2 separate regions of the Homo sapiens genome follow, and region 1 is linked to region 2. A link is a loop called in an ENCODE intact Hi-C map of the cell type or tissue named here. Cell type or tissue: sigmoid colon. All regions are shown on one strand. Links, peaks and the distances in the headings refer to the core of each region. The heading gives the core; the rest is flanking DNA.

The links. Hi-C counts contacts between places; a loop is a spot of excess contacts. Peaks named below come from ENCODE experiments on the same cell type or tissue, not always from the same donor. Only the 100,000 strongest peaks of a DNase experiment are listed, where the experiment ranks them.
Region 1: it touches region 2 in a loop (5-fold over the local background); 2 of 110 quality-filtered maps call a loop at or near these places.

The regions. Positions count from the first base shown.
Region 1 is chr1:193,401,287-193,412,942 of GRCh38, reverse strand. No RefSeq gene overlaps it. Among named protein-coding and RNA genes, the nearest start is that of LINC01031, 100 kb to the right of the region's middle. In sigmoid colon, for the core only: a CTCF peak has its summit at 5,941 (motif pointing left); a DNase peak (open chromatin) is centred at 3,802; H3K4me3 peaks cover 700 bases.
Region 2 is chr1:192,469,345-192,481,000 of GRCh38, reverse strand. No RefSeq gene overlaps it. Among named protein-coding and RNA genes, the nearest start is that of RGS1, 100 kb to the left of the region's middle. In sigmoid colon, for the core only: CTCF peaks have their summits at 3,193 (motif pointing left) and 6,739 (motif pointing left); a DNase peak (open chromatin) is centred at 3,960.

The sequences.
Region 1 (11,656 bases), core at 1,425-9,424, 930 kb before region 2:
TCACCCTGGTAAAATGCATTCATTTGACAGAATAAACAGTTTGAAATTGTTCATTACTAAGACATTGGCTCCCATATATGATAGGCTGTGTTAATCTGAGACATGATTTTTATAATTGCATTATGTCTTTTAGAGAACTGTACTTAGGGTCCTTTTTCCCTCTGGGATTTTGAGGAAGAAATCCTAAAATCCATGTCTTCAGTGTGGCTCTTTAAAAAGCAGTTCTTCTTGCTATTTCTGGGAAAATAAAACTTTAAAATCCTCAATCATTTTCCCAGGTGTAAAATGAGCAATTCTTTCAGTACATCAAAAATATTGTTCATCTGCATAGTCTCATGTCTACTGCAACCAGTGTTCTCTTTCTTATTGTGTACTCTGAAGTCAAAAAGATAATAACTCATTAAAATTAAAACCAATCACCTACATGTAAACCAAACCATCAGAGGAAGTTTTTAAAATACTTCTCTAAGCTGAATATTTAGATCTGTTCTACTTAAAATCACATGATGGAAATCATTTAAAAACACTTTCAGTTTAACAATCCCCAGAAGTATAAGAATGATATATAATCATTCTATACCACATTATAAAGGCTGATATATAAAACTGTATGTCATCTAATTAATTTGGGACCCATTAGAAAAATTAGTTCAAAGCAACAACAACAAAAATTACACCTCAAAACTACAATTTTTTTAAAACTATCTTACAAAATATTTGGGGTTTTAACTTAATCTAACACAGGAAAAGTCTGCTTGCTTATAGCAAATATAGATGAAGATGGGCTGGAAGTAAGGGTTGAAATGGGTGCAGAAGAGAGAAATGGAAACACATAAGAAACAATTTAGAAACCTTATAGACTCAGCGTGGTAGGGGTTTGTCTGTTTTAGAGAGAATTAGTCGCAGAGGAAGAAGGCTGTTGACGCCTTTGATCAATGAAAAACCCTGGAGAGGAAAGACTTACTCAGTTCAGGGTTAAATAGAGATTAAAAACAAAATGCTTAGAGGAGATGAGATGGCAAAGAAGGCCAGAAACTTTTAAAGTAGTGGGAGCCAGCACACACAGGAACTATGATCAATCTCTAACGTCTCACACTTCATTCAGAGCTTTCTTCAAACTGCTGAAACCATGTTATTTCATAGCATTTGGGCTGACTTCAATCGTGAAATATTTTTAAAACTGTCTCTCAAAGAATGGAACTTTTCTTTTAAATCATAATTAAATAAATGTTGTTAAAAGGAAACTCTTATAACAAGTTTAGAAATTCCATAATTTCTTTTCCTCAAGAAGTGATCTTATTTTATAGTCCAGATGGTAATGCTGACCCTTATTAACACAAATTAAATTGCATATATCACCTAAATTGTGCCTCATAGTTTTATCCAAGAAAAACAATGAATATTAGCAGATTTACACAGATGTTTCTTCTCTGATAAAAGTAAGAAAACTCATCAGAAAAGATTAATTTTGTCCTCTTACACTGAGATACGAATCAGCCATGTAATTGCTACATAAATATAAACATAAAATTTTTGTATTAGGTATTAGTTAGAAAAAAACAAAGTAGACCTCTTACACAATTGGAGGTGAGAAACTCTATGGAAAGAACGTCATAGAACACATCCATACAATTAGTAACATGAGATTCTGACAAAGTCAGACCAGATGCAAAGCAAAGCAATTATAACTAAAGTTAATATGGTAATATTCATGAATACTTGAAGTTGTGACTAACTACAAGTGAATGACTGAAAAATTTCACATTAGATACCCCTTATTTTTAACAGTGGCCCCATGGTAAATCTAATAATGGGGGTAAATTTTAATAATTTTTCTATAATATGGAATGTACTCAGAAAATGACAAAAATTAAACTCTAGATTTAAATTCCAAAATCTGTAGTATGACAATTAAAATACTACCTAGAGAGGGTACTAGTTAGGAGTACTAGTTAATCTGTATAGGGTACTAGTTAAAGGTGTGGATTCTGTAGGTGGACCATGCAGATTACCATTCCACCTCTCCTGCTGGCATTGGTCTTTTCCAAGTGACTCGACCGCTGTGAGCCTCAGTGTCTTCACTATAACATAGAATAATACTAGTAGTAGTAGGTGGCAGTAATTTTACATAGAGGTGCCACAATATCTTTTTGCCATCCACTGGTTTTCTGAATTTACAATACAGAGCCAGGTTCTCCACTTTGGAGGACCAGAAAGGGTCCTTTATCAATATACCCAAAGTCCATCAGTTTCTCAGTAATAACTTTATAATAACTAAAACCACAAAAGATTGAAGGTATCTAAGAATACCAATCCTTAAAAACAACCCATGAAGTACATATTATTATCCCCATTTTTCAGATGAGGAAACTGAGGTTTAAAAGTTTAACTCTCCCAATATATCAAAACAACTGAATAGCAGAGCTGCTCTTCAAACCCTAGACTGTAACACTCCTATACCACTCTGCAATAATGGTTCTCATGAATGTTTTTATTCTACAATAAAGATGTATAAGGATAGCCACATTTGTATAATCTATCACAGTGGTTCACAAAGTATGGCCTGGAACCCCTGTGGGTCCTTAAGACCTTTTCAGGGAGTCCATGAGGTGAAAACTATTTTCATAATCATACTAAGATACTATTTGACTGTTCTATTTTCATTCTTTCATCAGCATATAGCGAAGTTTTTCAGAGGCTCCATGATCAGTGATATTGCAAGAAATTGAACGCAGAAACAGATATCAGAATCTAGCTGTCTTCAGTTAATCCGGACATTAAAGGAACTTGCAAAAATGTGAAACAATGCCACTCGTCTAACTAAAGTGTTTTTTCTTTTTTTTTTTTTTTTTAGTTTTGGAAAATAAGATTTTTATTAAAATGTTATTTATTTTAACATGTAATGGGATTTTTTAAAATAAATTATCAATACATATTTTTAGATATTCTCAGTTTTTAGTTTGAATCTACTAAACATACTTAGGTATAACACACATAAACAAAAGCTCTTCAGGGGCCTCAATAATTTTTAAGAGTCTAAAGGTGTCCTAAGAACAAAAGGCTTGAAAACTGTGAAGAACTTTCACAGTACTTATGCCATTGCCAATACAAGATTATAGGTAAGGAAAAAAGATTATACAAGGAGTGTTTTTCAATAAGCAGCCAATTTAGTTTGATAGTTTTCTGGTCACCCTGAAATCAAATGTTATTTGTACCACTGCACCTACCCAAACTGAAGGCATTTTTCCATGATGAAAGGCCTTCCAAGAAATTATTGCCAGACGATATTATGTGAATTTTTTTATTGTTTGGGAGGAAAATGGGATATGAATTAAGAAGTGAGAAGTTGAATGATTCTAGGAAAATGATATTTTATTGTGTGTTTTTAAAAAGGAGTCCATATCTTAAAAGATTGATTGCTAAAGAATCTCTTCCACATAATACAGGGAAAGAAGATGAAAAAATTAGCTTACTACCAACTATCATAAGTCTTTAACCTTAAAAAAAACATGAAGTCTACATATATGTGTGTGCTATAAAAATGTAACTATAACAAAAAATACATATAATTTACATTATATTACATATACCATTTAGATAAACCTGTTACTTCTGTGCAGGTTCCCCCAGACTCACCCTCACCCTTTCTTTCTATGTCCTGACCCCAAATCATGAAGTGCCTTGGCTGCTCTGTGACCTCGCCAGCTGCAGTTTTTTCCAGCAGGCTTGAACCGAAACCACGGCCTTGAACATTTCCAGACACTGAAAAAGTTATCTAGGTTGTTGCTCAAAACACTAAAAGAAACTGGCCCCGGGCCCTGAGCCAAATTCCTCAACCCTTGATAAAAACTTCCTACATGACTCCCTCATTTCAGACATACCTAGGTAGAACAGCCCCTTTCTCTCACTGTCCGCCACAAGGACTGGAGCAGCGCTCTGTAAGTTCCCCTAATAAATTCCTTAGATTCATCACCCTGGCGTTTAGTGCTTCTTTCTTTAGAATCTTAACCAGCCCCATCTCTGGATGGTTTGGGGAACTTCCCTGCAGAAATTCCCCTGCCGCCACTTTTGGAGCAATTCCAGCCATGGGTTTGGTAGGACAAAACGTCTGACAGAGAAGAAAATAGGAGGCTCACTGCTGCCTTGATCACTATAACAACTTTGTTGATATATGGATAACTATCTAAATGTTCCAAATACAAACTAATGTTCCTATATCTAGCAAGTGTATATTTAAATGGTGAATTAGGATTCTCCAGAGAAACAGAACCTATAGAGATTAGGTAGATAGAGAGATAGACAGATGATGGATGGATGGATGGATAGATAGATAGATAGATAGATAGATAGATAGATAGATAGATAGATCGATAGATAGACAGACGGTTATAGAGATAACTTATATCAATAAGTTATTGACTCACTGATTACAGAGGCTGAGAAGTCCTATGATCTGACATCTGCAAGCCGTAGACCCAGAAAAGCCTGTGGTGTAGTTCAAAGGCCTGAGAGCCAGAGGACCGATGATGTAGACTCCGGACCCAGCCTGAAGGCTTAAGAACAAGGAGCACCGAGGACAGAAGACTGACGTCCAATTCAAGCAGACAGGCAGAGGAGAGCACAAATCCAATCTTCCTCTGCCTTTTTGTTCTTTTCAGGTGTTCAAAGAATTGGATGATGCCCGACCAGGTGCGGTGGCTCACACCTGTAATCCTAGCACTTTGGGAGGCCGAGGCAGGCGGATTGCCTGAGCTCAGAGTTCGAGACCAGTCTGGCAACACGGTGAAACCCCTTCTCTACTAAAATACAAAAACTTAGCCAGGCGTGGCAGCGTGCGCCTATAGTCTCAGCTACTCGGGAGGCTGAGGCAGGAGAATTGCTTGAACGGGAAGCAGAGGTTGTACAGTGAGCAGAGATCACCCCACTGCACTCCAGCCTGGGTGACAGAACTAGACATTGTCAAAACATAAAAAAATTGGATGATGCCCATCCAGTTATTTTCAGGCGCTCAAAGAATTGAATGATGCTCTTTGGGGAGGGCCATCTGCTTTACTTAATTTACCAGTTTAAATGTCAATCTCTCCCAGAAACATCCTCATAGACATACCTAGAAATAACATCTAAACAGACATCAGGGCATCCCATGGCCTAGTCATATTAACACATAAAACTTACCATCACAGATGGTGTTTGTCACCTCTAACCTATCTCCAAACAAATCATAGATGATTTTTAGAACATAACTTTTTAAATTTTTTAATCGTTTATATTTGCTGCGTAATCTTTTCTGTCTTATTTCCCGTATGTATAGAATGATAGCGCATAGAAAGAAATAATTCTCACATATTTAAACCAATGTTAAATGGTTATAACATGTAATTACTGCAGCCTCCAAAAATGATGATGATGATGGCATATTCATCAAGATGTAAATGTATTAACAAAGCAATGCCAATTGCTTAAATTCTGGTACCTCCATATATAGTCTACATCATTATAGAGGGGCAGGAGAAATGCAATAGCAAAACTACCACCTTAATAAAACAGCTCAAAATAATTTACAGGCATTTTTACTTCAAGATTTCTTAGATTTGCTGTTTGGCATAAACTAAGTAAGTATAAGAGACCAAATATGTGAAAGTAACAAGTAAGTGCAAGAAAAAGAAACATATTCCAAATAAGCCATAAACAACCTCTCTACTACAGAGAAAATACAGTCAAAGGCTGTTGAGTTATCCACAGACACAAAGGCATTTTTTAAAAAGTGGGTGATGGTGTGGAGGGAGGAAAGAGATTTGACTTTAATGTTAAATGTTATTGGAGTTAGCAAGCATTAACTCTAGACTATTTTTCTCTCTGATTTACACAAAGGTCAACCTCTGACTGAAAAATGTGAGCCACAAGTGAAATATTTAATTTGTTAGACGACCTCTAGTGGTCATCCAAGACACACGTTGGCATGTGAAAGAAGAGTTGTTTATGTTACCGAGAACAAAATGATCAAATAACTAGGAGGGATCAGGAAAATGTCCTTTACGGTAACAGAAATTTTCGCTTGATAAAATAACTGTAGAGTATATCAAAATGCTTTAAAATGCATGCACATTAATCCTAAAAGTCTATTTTTAGAAAAGTATCCAAAAAAAAAATTTGACAAAGGCTCAAAAATGTTATGAGCAAGAAAGTTTATTCCAGCATTGCTGAGCAACAGTGTGTAGTGGCAAACAATGTCAATTGATTAAATAAATTATGGTACATTCATATAGTGAAATACCAATGCAGCCATCAAGAATAATAATAATGTCATTATGTTAAGTGAAATAAGCCAAGCACAGAAAGACAAATATCCCATGTTGTCACTCATATGTGGCAGCTAGAAATGTGGATCTCATGAAGATAGAAATTAAATTGGTGGCTACCAAAGGCCAGGAAGGATAAGAAGGAGGGATGATGAAGGGAAAATTATATATAGAGATATGTAAATGTAGTTATTACCACTTAACTGTACACTTAAAAATGGTAAGGATGGTAAATCCTATACATGTACTTACCTCAATAAAATTTATTAATAATAATGATGACATATTTATTGAAATGAAATGAGTTAGCAAAATAATGTTGAATTTAAAATCAAGTTAAAATTACAATAAAATAATATATAATACCACCCTTGCTAAAAAATTATGAGTGTTTTTATCTGGAAGGTATAAACTATATAACCAAAGGATTAGAGGTAAATCTTTGAATAGTAGAATTATAGATGGGATTTGTTCACAAATTGATTTTCTCCTTTGTTGTATATTAACATATTATTTTGTGATAATGATTTCTATAAAAATTAATACACATAAAGAGATAATGGTCCATGAGATTACAGACTATTTCTCACAAAATTTATCAAGAAGGAATTTTTCCTGATCCATCTAGCCCTACCACCTTTGATGGACTTTGCAAATATCTCAGTACAATCCAACTAGCTGACATGTTTTCTCCCTCCCTCTAAAAGGTTGAAAGATAACATAGTATCCTATGCACACTTCCTTCCTGGAGCTTTATTTTTTTAATTGCACCTTAATTGACCAAAACAAGAAAGCATACCATAGATTTATTTTTATTCTTGAAAGAATAAAGGGTTTTTATCCAGGAATTTTGATTATTTAACCCAAATATTTAATTTTCCCAACCCCAAATGATTGAGGTAGAGAAAAGGCTATAAAACACAGAATTTTAGGGGTAACTCTGTCTGAAGTCATCATAAGTTTTGTACCTTAGCTTCTTATATCACTTTTACTATCAAATGTCCTTTTAGAAAGCATTGTCCACATTATAAAAATGGTCCAGCATCCTGAAATTGCTTCATTTACATCATAACTAAAGGTCCTTGATGGACTAAAGAGTCATTTTCTACACTGTTCAGGGAGTGAACATATGCATGACATGGATGGGACATAGGCCTGATATACCTTCTATTTGTTCTCAAGTTTCCATTGCCTTTTGTATTATTTTCTATTGTTCCCATATCAAATTACCACAAGTTTAGTGGCTTAAGACAATGAATTTTATTATCCTACAGTTTTATAAGTTGGAAGTCTAACACAGGTCTCACAGGGCCAAAGTCAAAGCTGTTTTCCTTTCTGTAGGTTTTGATAGGATCTATTTCCGTGACTTATTCACCTTCTAGATGCCTCCTACATTCATTGGCTTATGGACCCCTTTTTTCACCTTCAAAACTAGCAAAGGAAAGCCAAGACCTTCTCACATCTCATCGCTCTAACTGCTTACATGGTTACGTCTCCTTTTCTAACTCTGCCTCCTCTTCTGCCTCCCTCTTCTACTTTTAAGGACCCTTGTGATTACACTGGGCCTGCGCAGATAACCCAGGATGTTCTCCCTACCGTAAGGTTAATTGACTAGCAATCTTAATGCCACCTGCAAGCTTAATTCCCTTTTGCCATGTAACCCAACATATTCATATGTTCCAGAGATTAGGACGTGAACATCTTTGGGGCCATTATTCTGCCTACCACACCATTTAAAATGTTAAAACATTTATTATGCCAAAGGAAATTATGAAAAGATACGTAATTTGTAGAATGGTATTCTACACAATGGAAGAATATCACATTCCATATAAAATTTGTCAAATGGTAGTTATTCTCTAAAGGTGGCTTTCTAATTAACCACGCTTCCAAATAGTCACGCCTTTATGTTCCCTCATTTTGGACCTAGGCTGGCCCTGTGACTCATATTTGACCAATAGAATATAGCAGAAAGATTCTGCATGACTGCTGAGGCTAGGTCATAAGAAGCCATCAGCTTCCACCTGAGTCTCGGGATGTTTACGCTGAGGGAAGCCAGCTACTGTGTAACAGGCCCAACTATCTTAAGAATGCCATACTAGAGACAGAAAAACCTGGAAGTCAGCCCACAGTATCCCAACACTCCCAGGTGAGATGCCAGATAAGTAAATGAAGAAGCCATCTTAGACATCCAACCCAATCAAGCCTTCAAATAATTCCAGCAACAACAATCATCTCATTACAACTGCATGAATGACCCCAAGTGAGAACTGACTAGCTGAGCCCAACCAACCCACAGAACAATGAATCACTAAGATTGGGGATAGTATTTTGCATAACAGTAATTGACAACCAAAATGAATGGTTTCAGACACAATTAGACATCTGTTATCAGAAAGGCTTTATTTTTCAAAAGCAATCAAAATTTCAGCTAACTGGGGTCTAACCCAAGAGAGTCAATTGCTTTCTCAAAATCCCAAATATGTGATGCATTTATAGCTTTGCTTTTTTATTTCAGAATAATGTTTGTACATCCCCCACCCCAAAGACCTGTAAAATTCTGAATTGTTAGAATTTTATCATTGGAATTTTATATTGTTAGAATTTTATTGCTTTTCCAATAACTTTTTATTACTGGAAATTTCTGGTAAAATATCATTACCAACAATACCAAGAGAAAACTGTAGAATAGTTATATTCCTCTGTCAGCCAACCAAAAGGCTAATTGTTATTTTTTTAAGTTGAATTAATCTTATTAGTTTATTCATTATCCAAATAAAGAACTGTTGAGCAACTACGTGCCATGCACTATCCTTGTCATTTGGACTACAATGTTAAACAGAATGTGCTTCCTGACCTCAAGTGTTACAGTCTTGAGGGGTAAAAGAGATGTCAGACAAGTAAATCAATTTTATAATACAATGTAAAAAGGTCTGTGATAAGGAGGTAAACTTACAGTATATGAGCACAAAAAAAGAAGCAGCTAATCTGAGTGGGGTTGGAAGTGGTCTAGCATTTAAATCATCTTCCAGGGATAACACCAGGGATGAGTCTTCCATCACAAATAAACATAACTTGGGAAATTTCAAGCAAAAGTAACAGCAAGTACAAAAGCATTGAGGTGTAAAATAGCAAAGTATATTACAACAACTACTTGTGATTTTAAAATAGGGAAATAAGTTTAAAATTAAATATATGTAGATGATTAATTATCCGTTCTCCTCTTCCACCACTGCCAAATTACTTACAGAATGTGTTTCATCTTTCATGCAATGTTAGAATAGTTTCTTGAAGGTGCCTGAAAGCACTACCATTTGAAGCCTTTGTGAGAAAAGCAGACTTTGTCAGGATTACATGTGTCTGGATACTGAATAACTTGCTACACCTGACTGATTACAAGTAATCTGAGCAAATAACAGATAATCAAAATCAATTTCGCTCTAAACAGACTTGCAAACTCCCAGAAAGTAAGTAAATTTGACTCATGGTCTAACAGGCTGTGTTTGTCCAATCGCCCATAGCAATAATGTTAAGAGTATTTATAACATTCAACTACAGAACTACATACTGGTTATCATTAGGGTCAATTTCAACCCTCATGAATAAACTTTCTTTTCTGTTGTATCTTGACCAGAATTGTATTGTATTGATCCAGCAGGAGTTGATATTTAAAACCAATCAATACTTGGCACTTTTGTTAAAAGAACCCAAACTAATATGAATCATTGAAAATAGCTTCAGTTTTCTATTAAATCCAACTTCCTCCTCCACTAAACTTCTTCATCAGAACAGCCAATAAATCAAACCACAAGATAACCTGAGCTCACCTCCTGTTTCTGGTTGAAATGCTTAATTAGAATGTCCTAAATACAGAAGCAGAAGAAAAAAATCTGTACCATCCTAAAACTGCCCTTAAGCCAACAGCTAAATTATTTAGAATCAGCTATATTCATCAAAAAATGAAAACCACAACACTTTAACAGAACAACTTCAAGCCAGAGTTACCAAACTTGCACAAAACTGTTGTTAGACCTGAAATAAAATGAAACCAGAAATACTCTAAATTATATTTAATTTCTCTGAAAAAAATCAATTAATTCAATAAACGTTGGCTTTACTTTCCTTATACCTTGCTCACTTGGATATATTAACCTAAAGTTGTAAGAACAAAATAAGGCAAACTCATAATAGTTCACATGTAATTGACACAGTATCTTTAATCACATTCTCTAGATTTTACCTGCCCACAATATGCTTTTTGAATTAGGGTAAGAAGAAGCAGTGAAAATTTTGTATCGTCTAAGTTCAAGGAAAATTTTCTTTGACAATTTCCATCTGGCACATTGCATTTGACAGGGCCAATCCCCACTGTCTTGTATGATGTAATGCATCATGACTGGTGTAATCCAGGCAGATCACCTCAAAGGAGCGCTCTGGCGAGAACACCCCATGGGAAGTAACTTTTTTCATGAGTAATGAATGTATTACAAATGTATGCTATATTTCATTTTCCTTGACATGACATAGCCAGGAGCTATGAGATGCAAAGCATTTTTGTCAAATTATTTTATTTTTGTTATTTGACTAACAAGTAATTAGGTCGAAAGAAATATTCTAATATCTTAGTTCTACCTCTACAGGTAAAATAAAGTGAAGTTCAGGCTAGGTGTGGAGTGTGGAGTGGAGGGGCAATGATTAGAAAAATAGTACATGTTTGAAATATTGTATAATTCTTTTTAACTCTTCAGAGAGATTTTATATAGTACCTCAGTTGATTGGAATTAAATTAAACAAATTGTCTCTACAACCCAAAATCATCGAGTAATTATTTAGCTCTGCTATTTATTAATTGTGTTAGTTATCTATTTCTGTGTAACAAATTACCCCCAAAATGTTAGTGGCTTAAAACATTTATTATCTCACAGTTTCTCTGGGTCATGTTTCTAGGCACAGCCTACCTGGGTCCTCTAACTCTGTGCATCTCTCAAGGCTTTAATCATACATATCAAGGGCTCAGCATGTAGTCATACTCATAACCAAGATTCATTGCAGCAAAAAGGCTTTAATCATACATGTCAAGGTTCAGCTAGGCAGGATCTACTTCTAAGTTCTTTTATGTAGTTGTTGGCAGGATTCCGATCCTATCCTGTTGTTGGACTCAGGCCTCAGTTTCTCAGGAGTTGCTAGCTGGAGGTCTTCCTCAGTTCCTTGCCACATGGACCTCTCCACAGGGCATCTCACCACATGGCAGCAAGCAGGAGAGCAAGAGGGAATGGCAGCAACCCAAACACAGAAGTGACACTCCATCACTGTTCCTGTTTTCTACTCATTAGAAGCAATTCACTAGGTCCAGCCAC
Region 2 (11,656 bases), core at 2,554-10,553:
ACACATGCACACACACACACACACACACACACACACACACACATATATATATATATTTAGAACCCTGACCATTCCTAAATTAGAACACAGAGAAAGATAAATAATACTTACAGTTGTGAGGAGAAACTTCATAGACCGCATAAGTTTTCAGAAGCAGACTAACTGATGGGTCAAGTGTATTCTGTTGACTGCAGAGGAAGGGCTAGACCAGATGTAGCCCTGCCATGGAGAGTCCCAAAGCTAGATTGGTAGTGAAATGGGAGAGTTCCCTGATCCCCCTCATAGTACTTGCAACACGGGTGTGGCTCGCCTGTTCCATTGCCACCACTGTTCACTGCTTAAACCCCTGACAAGACGGGGAGCATGCAGATGGGCATGTGTAGGAGCCGGGGTGAGTGCTTTGGGCTCCAGTCCCGTGGGTGGGTGCCTCCAGCTATTTTTGCCTTGCCATCTGCAGATGGCTTAAGTGTTACCAGCTCAATGGTCCCTCTGCCTTTACAGAAGGGCAGAGGGCCAATGTGACAGCTTTCTGTATCCCAAGCTTTTGCCCAGCATCCCAGGAGAATTGAGCCTTCCCAAGCCATGAATGTGGGGTTTTATTGAGTGGTGGAGGTGGCTCTCAGCAGGATGGATGGGGAGCTAGAAGGGGGATGGAGTGGAAAAATGACCTGACCTGGGAGTTTGGCCATCCAGCAGCTGAGCTCCTCTTCCACCATCCCCAGCCAAACTCCTCTCAGTGTTCAGAAATTCCTTCTCTTTGTTTTCTCTGCTGTGCTGTTCCACTGTTTGTGTTTTTATCTCCTTGTCTCTTTGTCTGCTTGTCTGCTTCTGGAGCCTGGGGTTCGGAGTTTTTGTGGGTACAGGATAGAGGGGCATGGGGGGCCAAAAGGCAGCTTTTTGGGTACAAAGACAGAAATGACTGTTCCCACTTAGGGCTGTGGGTCTCCAGGCTTAAGGGTGAAGCCTTTGCTGGGGAACTGCCCTCTTTTACTCAGTATTTCCCTATCTCCTGTCCATATCAGTAGCAAGTGCATCAAACGTGTTTTGAGGTGAAACATTACACACCAAGGAAGAGAAGAGATATGGAAGACTAGAAAAGGCACAGTCTAAGGATATAGAAGGATGATTTTAATCTATATAATATTGAAAAATTACTAAATAATTTAATTTCAGAATGAAGATGCTGGGACTTCAGGTGGAATAATTATAATTTATTATTTTCAACTCAGTTTTTATACTTATGTGTACCAATTATATAACTGATCTGTCCTGCTTCACCAACAACTTCTACAAAACAAGGTTATATTTATCAAGATATGCTGTATAAACACATTAATATCAGACAAAATAGACTATAAGGCAATACATATCACTAGAGATTAAGTAGACTACTTCATAATTACAAGAAGTTTAGTTTAGCAAGTGGCAATATAAATTCTAATTTGGAATGGACAAACTATATGACATATATATGTATAAAAATGAGCAGAACTAGATTGAGAAATAATTAAATACACAGTGATATGGGAAGATTTCAAAGCAGCTTCCCCTAATGGTAATACAAACTTTGAAACTGCAAAATTCATATCCCTCTATCACACATAAACCATCTATAAATTTCAGTGCATTTAAAATAACAGTGTGTTCTCTGACCACAGTAAAAATAAAGTAAACCAGACCACAAAAAAGAAAACCAAACTGGAAACAGCCTGTATACTTGAAAATTAAAAAATGTGTTTATATAAAAACTATGAGAGAAGAAATCACAATGAAAATTAGGAATATCATGAAATACATAATAAAAGTACAACATGTAGAATTTGTGGGACTGTATTAAAGATGAGTTCAAAGAGAAATTTAAATTGAAAATCCTATATGTCTATATTTTACAGGAAAGTCTAAAAATCAATCAACTAAACCTCCATTTCATGGTGTTGAATGTAGGAAAAAAAAGAGCAAATTCAATCCAAAGGCTATAATAGAAACAAAAACAACATGGCAGAAAAAAAGGAGTAGAACAAACACATAAACAAAGGCATCATCAAAGTTGCTAAATTTAAAATATTAATAAAATTGATAAAACCTTTAACAAATATTATGTATAATTATAAATAAGTTCTCCATCTGTTTCAATAAAAAGGCTAGGAGACTACTGTCATTAATTTAATTCTTCATATACTGGAGGATATGTAGCAATGCAGTAGGAAGAAGAAATAAAAATAAAAATATAGCAAAGTAAGAAAATTGATATTATTTGCAGAACAGAGGATCATATATATGGAAAATTCAAGAGATTCTACACATAGTTAATATCAATTAATAAAAGAATTTAGCAAGTTAGATAACTTCAGCCATGTACAGAAATTGTATTTATATGTAACAGTAACAGAGTTAGAAATTAAAATTAGGATATTATTTAAAATAGTATAAAAATATTTACACACCTAACTCTAAATATGTTCAAGAACTCTGCATAGAAAAGTGTAAAATATCATTTAAAAGAATTAAAATAAGACTCAAATAAACAAAGAAACAGAAGGACGTACTACATTCATAGGTTGTAAGACCCAATATTGTAAAGAGGGCAGTTCTATGAAAATCATTTATTACCATTCAATCAAGATTCCAACATGTTCTTACTGTTTTGGGAATATTGCTCGTTAGGTTGTGTCCATATATGTGCATGTGTGTGTGTGTAAATAAAAAGTCTTCATTTCAAAGTCTGGAATCAATTATTTTACAAGTTTCAAACATTTTTCTAGCATCTTGAAAGTTTGTCGGCCCAAAGCACTGTGCCTACAACAACTAATAGGTAAAATGACCCATTTGGAGTTTGGGTCTTTGTATTCCCAGATTCATGATCCTCTTACTATGCTACCTTCTCTCTCTGTTCTAATGAATATATATCATTTAATTATCTTGTTAATTTTAAAAATTAATGTATGTGTTGTTGAATGATTTTACTTTAAAATTTACATAAGTATGAGGTAGAAAATTGTGCTTACTAATTTTATATAACAATGAAGTTAAAATAAACTTATAAACTTTTAACTGATATTTGTGTCCTTACATAGTAAGTATCTTTGTTCTTCTATTTTCATGTTTGAAAAATAACGGTTTCTACCCATATTCAGAAAGCTCATTAAGAATTTACTGCTTTAGCTGGTACTGATTATTCACTGTATTTGTCTGCCCTCTAGTGATTGCAGAATAAAGTCTAAGGAAAAATTACCAGAGGTAAGAGTCAGTCGATTAGTTTTGCAGAAACTCTCATTATTTAAGTTTAACCTGGCTTCTTGTATAACACATTTCTAAATCATTTAGAAATCTACTACATGTCAATAACATAGACATTGGCATACAACAGTTTGATGCTGTTATAGTGTTATACTATGTGTGGATTAAGCTAAACGACTAATAAAATAATTTATATGTTGAAAAAATGAAAATGAATAAAAGGAATATATAATTATACACAAAATTTACTGGGCACCTACTCTCTGTGCTAAGCTCTTTTCATACATTATGTTATTTTATCTGTACAGCAGTTCCTTAAGAAGTCCCTGTTTTATAGATAAGAAAATTCAGGCTTAGTGCGGTTAAGCAACTTGATTAAGGTCAAATACCAGATAATAATAATAATATTAATAGCTATATTTATCAAGCATTTTTTAGTGCCACAGAAAGGTGCTCTGTTAAGCACTTTGTATGTCTATATTAGTCATTGCTCAGAATAGGAAACAAACCACTCTAGAGACTGAAAACAGAAGTGGGTTAATACTGCAAGTGAGATCCTGACAATCAGTGGGAGGGCCAGAGAAGTCGGTTTTTGAGTGGATATTGTGGGATGACTGCCAAAACAATGTGCAACTGACTCATTAGGAGTGCCCGCTCTGAGGTCATTACTGCAGTGATGTCACAAATCTCAAAACACTGAAAAGTCTGAAATACGCATGCAAACTCCGTTGCACAGAAACCTGTTCCTACCACGTTGCTAGCCAGCAGGAACAGCCAAGCGTTCGCGTCCAACTTCTCCCTCTGGTTGGCAGACACAATTCACACCCAGAGCCCTTGCTGCCAAGGAGTCTGCTAAATGTAGCGTTTATCTCCTCAGCTCCTATGTACAAAAAAGGAACATGGAAACGGGTGGGGTTGGCTGCTGGGAGCCAGTCAACCACACCCAGCATAACGCGTTATCCAATTTAGTCCTCATAGAGATTCATAGGATTGTTTCTCCATTTCATAGAGGAAGAAATAGATGCACCGGCAAGTTAAATAATCTGCTAAATAAACAGGATAGGAACCTATGTCTCTCTTATTCCAAAGTGCAGCACATCTCACTATCTCAATATGACACTATGTTATCATTAATTCATTAATTCTATGTTAGTGTTGAACATCTCTCCCTCAACCCCAACCAACACGCACACACACATTTTTTTTTTTCACATGCTTCTTATCAGGATACAACCTAGATTCCAAGAAAAGTGAATTGAAGGTGCTGCTCTCCAGTTGTCTCCTGAGTGAGCTGTCCTCCTAGGCTTGGGATAAAAATATGCAGAATCAATGTACAGCCCTCCTGCATCTCATATTCTTGCGGGAATAATAAATATATTCTCTAATACATGTGATTTGGCCTGAAAAAGGGAGCTAATGGCATTGCTGGCACTGGAATGTGACTGTAGCCAGCATACTTGGAGAAATCAAGGTGTGTGATCTCCTCAGAGCAGAGAAACATCATGTAGTGGTAAGGAAAGATGCCAAAACAGTAGATGCTATTCTTGTCTGTGCAGCTTGACTCACATAGCACCCCTCCCAACAGGCACATGCCACTGGCCCTCCATGACACCTGCTCACCAGACACTGTCCTTCCACTTCAGAAGGATACCGGATCCTCATCAGGCCGTCTGACTTCTTACCTTGGGAATGAGAACCTTGACAGAGGAAGCCTCAGAACTGAAGGTAGTCAGATAGAAAAATTTAGATGGCAGTCCTTGGGGCAGTCATATGCTTTAAGGAAATGCCACGATGCCTGCAGAGATTCCCAGAGGTGCCCTGGTTCTTGCCTTTTCTGAGATGCAATTGTTCACAACATTTTCCATCTTGAAACTGAAGCTTCGTTATCTGGGGTAAATACCAGCAGTTCATTGTCTCACACCAAGAAAATTTGGGACATAGACACACATGAGGATTTTAGGAGCGAAGGTTTAATAGACGGAAGAAAGAAAGAACAGTTCTTTTTCTAGTGAGAGAGAGAGGGGCTTCCGAGGGGAAAAGGCCAAACCGTGGCAGTTTGCTGGATTTATAGGCAGGCTTGAGGAGGAGGTGTCTGATGTACGTAGGGCCCAAAGATTGGTTTGATCAGGTGTGACATTTATGAAGTGGGCAGGGAAGGCTGGTCACCCAGCCCTAACCTTGTTATGCAAATGTCCTTTCCATTTTGACCAGCGCCATCTTGGCTGCTCCTTACTGTACATTGGCTGGCAAAAAAGAAGAGAAGATGAAGCCGCCATTTTGAACACGAATGGCACAACTGCTGGCATCTATGCCTGCAGCTCGAATTCACAGGCTGATTTTTGTTAGAAAAGAAAATGATTTGGGGCTGCTTTTCATTAAAAGCAAAACCTTACCAAAGACTCCAGTACCCTCACTATTTGCCTAAGTGATTTCTTAACTCCTATATCAGAACCACTCTTGATTCTTCCTAGAAAACGTCTCTTCTTGTTTAAGTTAGAGCCAGTTTTTAGTACCTGTTAGCAAAGGTGGGAGACCATGCTGGTAAAGGAGGTAAAGAGATGAAGTGGTTACTTTTTTTTCCTGATGGTTCGCAGATGTGCTTTTCTGAGGAGTCCAATGAAAGACAGGCTATTTTATCATTATGCTTTTGAAGAGCTCACCCTCGCAGTTGGAATAACATGAAAATTGTCCAGGTATCACAATCTACTTTTTAATATTTTCTAGCTGCCTATGACAAAATTTAGGCCAGTTTCCTTCTCTGTGCCACCACAGCTGAGCATATTACTCTAGAAAGCGAATGTGAGCAACGCAGAGCTGCTTAAAATGAGGTGGTGAAGGTGGAAATGGGGATATAATTCTTTCCTTTACAGGGAGCTGGAACAACAAAAAGCAACCAGGAATCTAGGAAGAATAAGAACCCAGGAATGGAGTAAATACTTTTTTACTTTGTGCTCAGATTCTGTGGGTAAGCAGAAGGAGTTGTATGGATTTTTTATTATTATTATTATTATTATTATTTACATGGCTGGTTGGAAACATTGGCCCTGTCCCTTGTTCTCATCCAAGTTATGTATCAGAAGCACCTGGGAAGCTTTTTTAAAAAAACTCTTACACTGATGTTACGTCTTTGATGGTTGTGATTTAGTGCATCTGAGTGGATCAGAGTGGCGCTCAAAAAGGCATATTTTGATAATTCTTCCACATGATTCTAGTATTCACCCTAGTTGTTGATCATTAGCCTAAAATGGATACTGCTGTGTTCTCTTCATGAGCGAGCAGACAGAAGACAGAGTTGTGATAAGAAAGTTGAAAAAGATAATGCCATAAGTGAGTAATGTTGATATCTTGAATTAGTAGTAGCTGATTTGAATTTTAGGAATTTGAGATTTAAGTGTCAGAATCAGGGATATAATATTAGGGAAAGTGATTTTTGCCTCTCTGAAAGGAAGCTGGCTTTTTTTTTCCGGAGCGTTTATAAAGGAGCTAAAGTGCCCTCAAGTGGCCAATCTCTCAATTACATCTTAGTGAAAAAATTTTCTGTGAAAAAGATGAGCAGAGAAGAAAAATAACCTTGGAACCCAGGATTTTTAATTTCAGATATTGGTAGTTGTGGCCTGAGAAGGAAATATGGATACAGTGAGGTGTGACTGTTGTCTGAAATAACCTGCAAAAATTGGTGGTGAATTTTTTTCCATACCCATACTTCCCGTGTGCTAGGGATATATATCACCTTAGAAGATCCACATTTTACTTTTAACTAGGTTTCTTATTGTAATCTAGACTATATTGTTACATAGACTCACCTCCTTAGATTTACTTGCCATCAAAATGCACAAGGATTAGATCTTCTGGGTTGATATTGAAAAATAAGGGTCTTTATTTGTTTATAATGAAGATTATTCATTAATTTATCCAACAAGTACTAATTCAGCAGGTTTTTTTGTGCTAGTACAGCTCTGGGCATTTGGGTAACACTGGTCAACTAGACCACAAGTACCTGTGACCTCAGTGATATGTATGGGGTGTATGTGGAGCATGTTTAGAGAGAAAACAATGCCCAATTACTGCCCAGCCTAACTCATCATCACTCCTCAATAATAAGCAAAATCAATATATATCGTTTTAAATGTTTTGAAGGAAATAAAACTTGGAGAATATAGAATCTGATGTGTGTGCTGGCAACTTTAGGTAGGACTGACACAGACTGAGGTGGCTTGAGTTGACATATGAAAGAAGAAAGGTAGACTGTAGGAAAAATAGGGGAAAGAGCAATTCAGGTAGAGGAAAAAATCAGGGACAAAGATTCTGAGGAGAAAAAGAACTGATCATGTTTACAAGAAGAGAAAAGAAACCAGAAATGCCAAGCACAGAGAAATGGGGCAAATGGATCAAGCTGAGGTAGACGAGAAGAGGAAAGAAACCAGAAATGCCAAGCACAGAGAAATGGGGCAAATGGATCAAGCTGAGGTAGACACAAAGAAGAACCTGCCCATTGTGTTTTATTCCAAGTTCTTTAGGAAGCCATTGAAGGCTTTTAAGCAATGAGGTATGAAATGAGTCAATCAATCAGATAACATTTTTTTAAAAGTCACTCATATACTGAGGGCAGTGTTGATTGGGGTGAAACAAGAAAATAAACAAAGAGATCAGTTAGAAGGATATTGCACTAGTCCAGGCAAGACTAGATGCCAGCTTGAACTAGAATGGTAGAAATGGGGATGTCAAGAAATGGATATTTATCCAATATAAATATTTGAAGAAATGGATATTTGAGAATTGGTTATGTATCCAAGATAATATTTGAGGGAAAAATTGACAGGTCTTGTTCATGAATTAAATCTAAGGGATAAGGGAAAGAGGGAATGATGATGACTGCAGTATTTAGGTAGAGCGTGGTGCTGTTTATTGCTATAGGTAAAACAGAAACAGATGAGGTGGGAAAGTGAGAGTTCCCTTTTGGACTTGTTACTTTTAAGATGCATGCAGTGTATACACTAAAATGTCAACAGACAGCTAGCTCTAAGAATTTAGAGCTCAGAACCGATGAAGAACTAGAGCTATACATTTGGCAATCAAAATCTATTCATATCATGTTATTTAACGCTATGGAAGCTAATGAGATTATCTAGAAAGAGCTTAGAAAAACAAAAATAACGTGAATTGAGCCTGGGGAATTCTAACTTTTTGAAGTCTGGTGAATACAGTGAAGTCATCGAAGTAGATTGAAGTGAGATACGGTAAAACAACAACAACAACAACAACAACAAAAACGAAAAACAGAAGGTGTGATCTCTCAGAAGTAAAGGATAAAATTTCAAGGAATGAGTGGCCACTTATGTGGATGCTACTGAATACGAAGTAAGAGAAGAATTGAAAAAGGCTCTCTGAATTTGCCAACATGGAATTTTTTGAGATTTTGACAAGAACAATCTTAGAGGAGCGGTGTGGAGGAAAGGCAGACTGGAAGGTGTTTGAAAACACATTGGAACATCATCAAGAAGATAGATCAAGTACAGACTTCCAAGAATTTTGCCCTAATGGGCAGCAAAGAAATAGGTGATAACTTGACATTTTTCAAGTAATCTTTTCCCAAAAGGGAGTTAAAAAAGATTGTTTTCATAGTCAGTGGACCAGCATCTCAATAAAGAAAAATATCAACAAAAAATTGATGATGCAGGAATGAGGTCATTGAGAAAGTTAAACTAGGTGATAAGCAGAGTCAAGTGGGATAGCAAGCCTTTAAACAGAAACAGGACACCTTTTACACACTACGAGCAGAAGAGACAGAGATTTGGGGTATATATGAAGATCATATTCATCTTTAGCTGATGCCACTTGACTATCTTTAAAAATCTTGTATTTTGAATTATAAGAGATCACATTCTTTGCTAACATGTCTTTGTGCTATCCAAAATTTGGGAAACACTGGGCTAAACAATTTTTTTTTAAACTTAAAAGGGTCTTCAGACCCTTTAATTTGTGCATGTGTATTGTGAATTTCCAAAAGAGAGTTTATAACATAGAGCATTTCCCAAACTGATTTGATCATATAAACATTTTTTCTTGAACTATCCATTATTCTTGTGGGAAGAAGTTTTCCAAGAAACATACTTTAAGAGATTCTAAATAAACAAAATGACTAGTGTTTATTTTCTTAAATTTAATTTTTTAGAGAGGACTTTCTCTTTATATGCTTTGTCGTAAATCTCATTTTTCTAGCACTCATACAAAATAAAGAGATTGGAGATAATATGGTAAGCCTGTAGACATATGTTATTTATAGTAATTTCTTAATCTTCCCTTAATAAACCTAACACTAATAGCAAAAGGACTACTTTTTATCTGATATCAAAAAATAAATAAAAATTTCTTTATTTACAAATAGAACTAAACATGTATCACAATTGCATATCACTTATGCTTTGAATATAGTAAGATCTGGGAAATTCTCCTGCCTAATATACTATAGCATCTTAGAAAGAGAAGTCATTTTATACGTACTTAGTAAATAAGTAAATAAGTGTATGATTTCCCATTTACCTTGTCCATTTATTATTAAATAAAAGAGACCCAGTTCACATGTGCAATTTACAAATTTGAAGTATCTATCTGCTCTATTGCTATATTAAAATGGTAGCAATTTTTTTTTTTTTTTTTTTTTTTTTTGAGACGGAGTCTCTCTCTGTCACCCAGGCTGGAGTGCAGTGGCGTGATCTTGGCTCACTGCAAGCTCCGCCTCCCAGGTTCACGCCATTTTCTTGCCTCAGCCTCCCGAGTAGCTGGGACTACAGGTGCCCACCACCATGCCTGGCTATTTTTTTGTATTTATTTTTAGTAGAGGCAGGGTTTCATCATGTTAGCCAGAATGGTCTCGATCTCCTGACCTCGTGATCCACCCGCCTTGGCCTCCTAAAGTGCTGGGATTACAGGCATGAGCCATAGCAATTTTTTTATGGTCAGAATATATTCCAGAATGGGTGAGAAGGAGAAAATAGCATTTTCCCTTCTCTAGATCAATCAAGAACCTTACTTCTTTTAAATGAAGAATTTAAGGAAGGCAGAACAAGATGGCCAAATAGAACTCTCCAGAAATTCCCCCCGCCATACCCCTTGTAAAGGGACACCAAATTGCACAACTATCTATGCAAGAAAGCAACTTTATAAGGACAAAAATCAGATGAGTGATTATAGTGCTTGGTTTTAACATTGTATCGAAATAACAGACATTGAAGAGAGTGGGAAAGACAGTCTTGCATTGCCAACACCACCTGTCCTCAACCCCAGCAGTGCCATGGAGAGAGTATATTGAGTGCTTGGGGGAGGGAAAGTGAAGTGATTGTGGGAATTTGCACTGGAACTTCGTTCTACCCTTTCACAGTGGAATACATATTACACATGGCAAAATTCTGCCAGTGCCCATGGAGGGAACATTTAAAACAGCCTCAGTCAGAAGGGAAACTCCTGCCCCAGGAGTAGGGGCCTGAGCTCCAGCTAGTTCCACTACTGGCTGACTAAAGTGGCATGGGGTCTTGAATACATTTGAAAGGCAGTCAGACTACAAGGGCTGCAGTCCTTGGGCAAGTACTGGTGCTGTGCTGAGCTCAGAGCCAGTGACTTGAGGTGCACACTTCCCAGTAAAACAACAGCTAGGGTGACGAGGAGAGTTTTTGTATCACCTCACCCCCAATGCTAGGCAGCACAACATGGAAAAAGAGCTTCCTTCAGTTTGGCAGAAAGTAAGGGAGGAGAACAAGATACTCTGCCTGGTAATACAGAAAATAATCTTGTATCTTACCTGAGCCCATTAAGGTGGTACAAGTCTGCAAGATTTGCAGCATTATCAGGTTTGGGGTGCACCCAGTACAATATGGGTGCAGTGACCAAAGACTTAGATCACAATACTCAATTTCCTTTGAATACCTGGAGAACCTTCTCAAGAAGGATGGGTACAAACAAGCCCAGACATTGATGAACTTCCAGAAGCATCAAGACCATCCAGAAAACATGAGCTCAATACACGAACTAAATTAGGAACCAGTGACCAATCCCAGAGTGACAGAGATATGTGATCTTTCAGACAGAGAATTCAAAGTAGCTATTTTGAGGGAGCTCAGTGAACTCAATATAACACAGGAAAGGAATTCAGAGTTCTATCAGAGAAATTTAACAAAGAGATTGAAATATTTCTTGAAAATCAAGGAAAAATTCTAGAACTGAAAAATTCAATTGAGAAACCAAAAAATGCATCATAGTTTATCAACAGCAGAATTAAGCAGAAGAAAGAATTAGTGAGTTTTAAGACAGGCTGTATGAAGATACACAGAGAAGAAGAAAGGAAAAAGAAAAAAGGAAATGACGTGAAGCATATCGATTAGATCTGGAAAATATCCTCAAAAAACAAATCTAAGGGTTATAGATT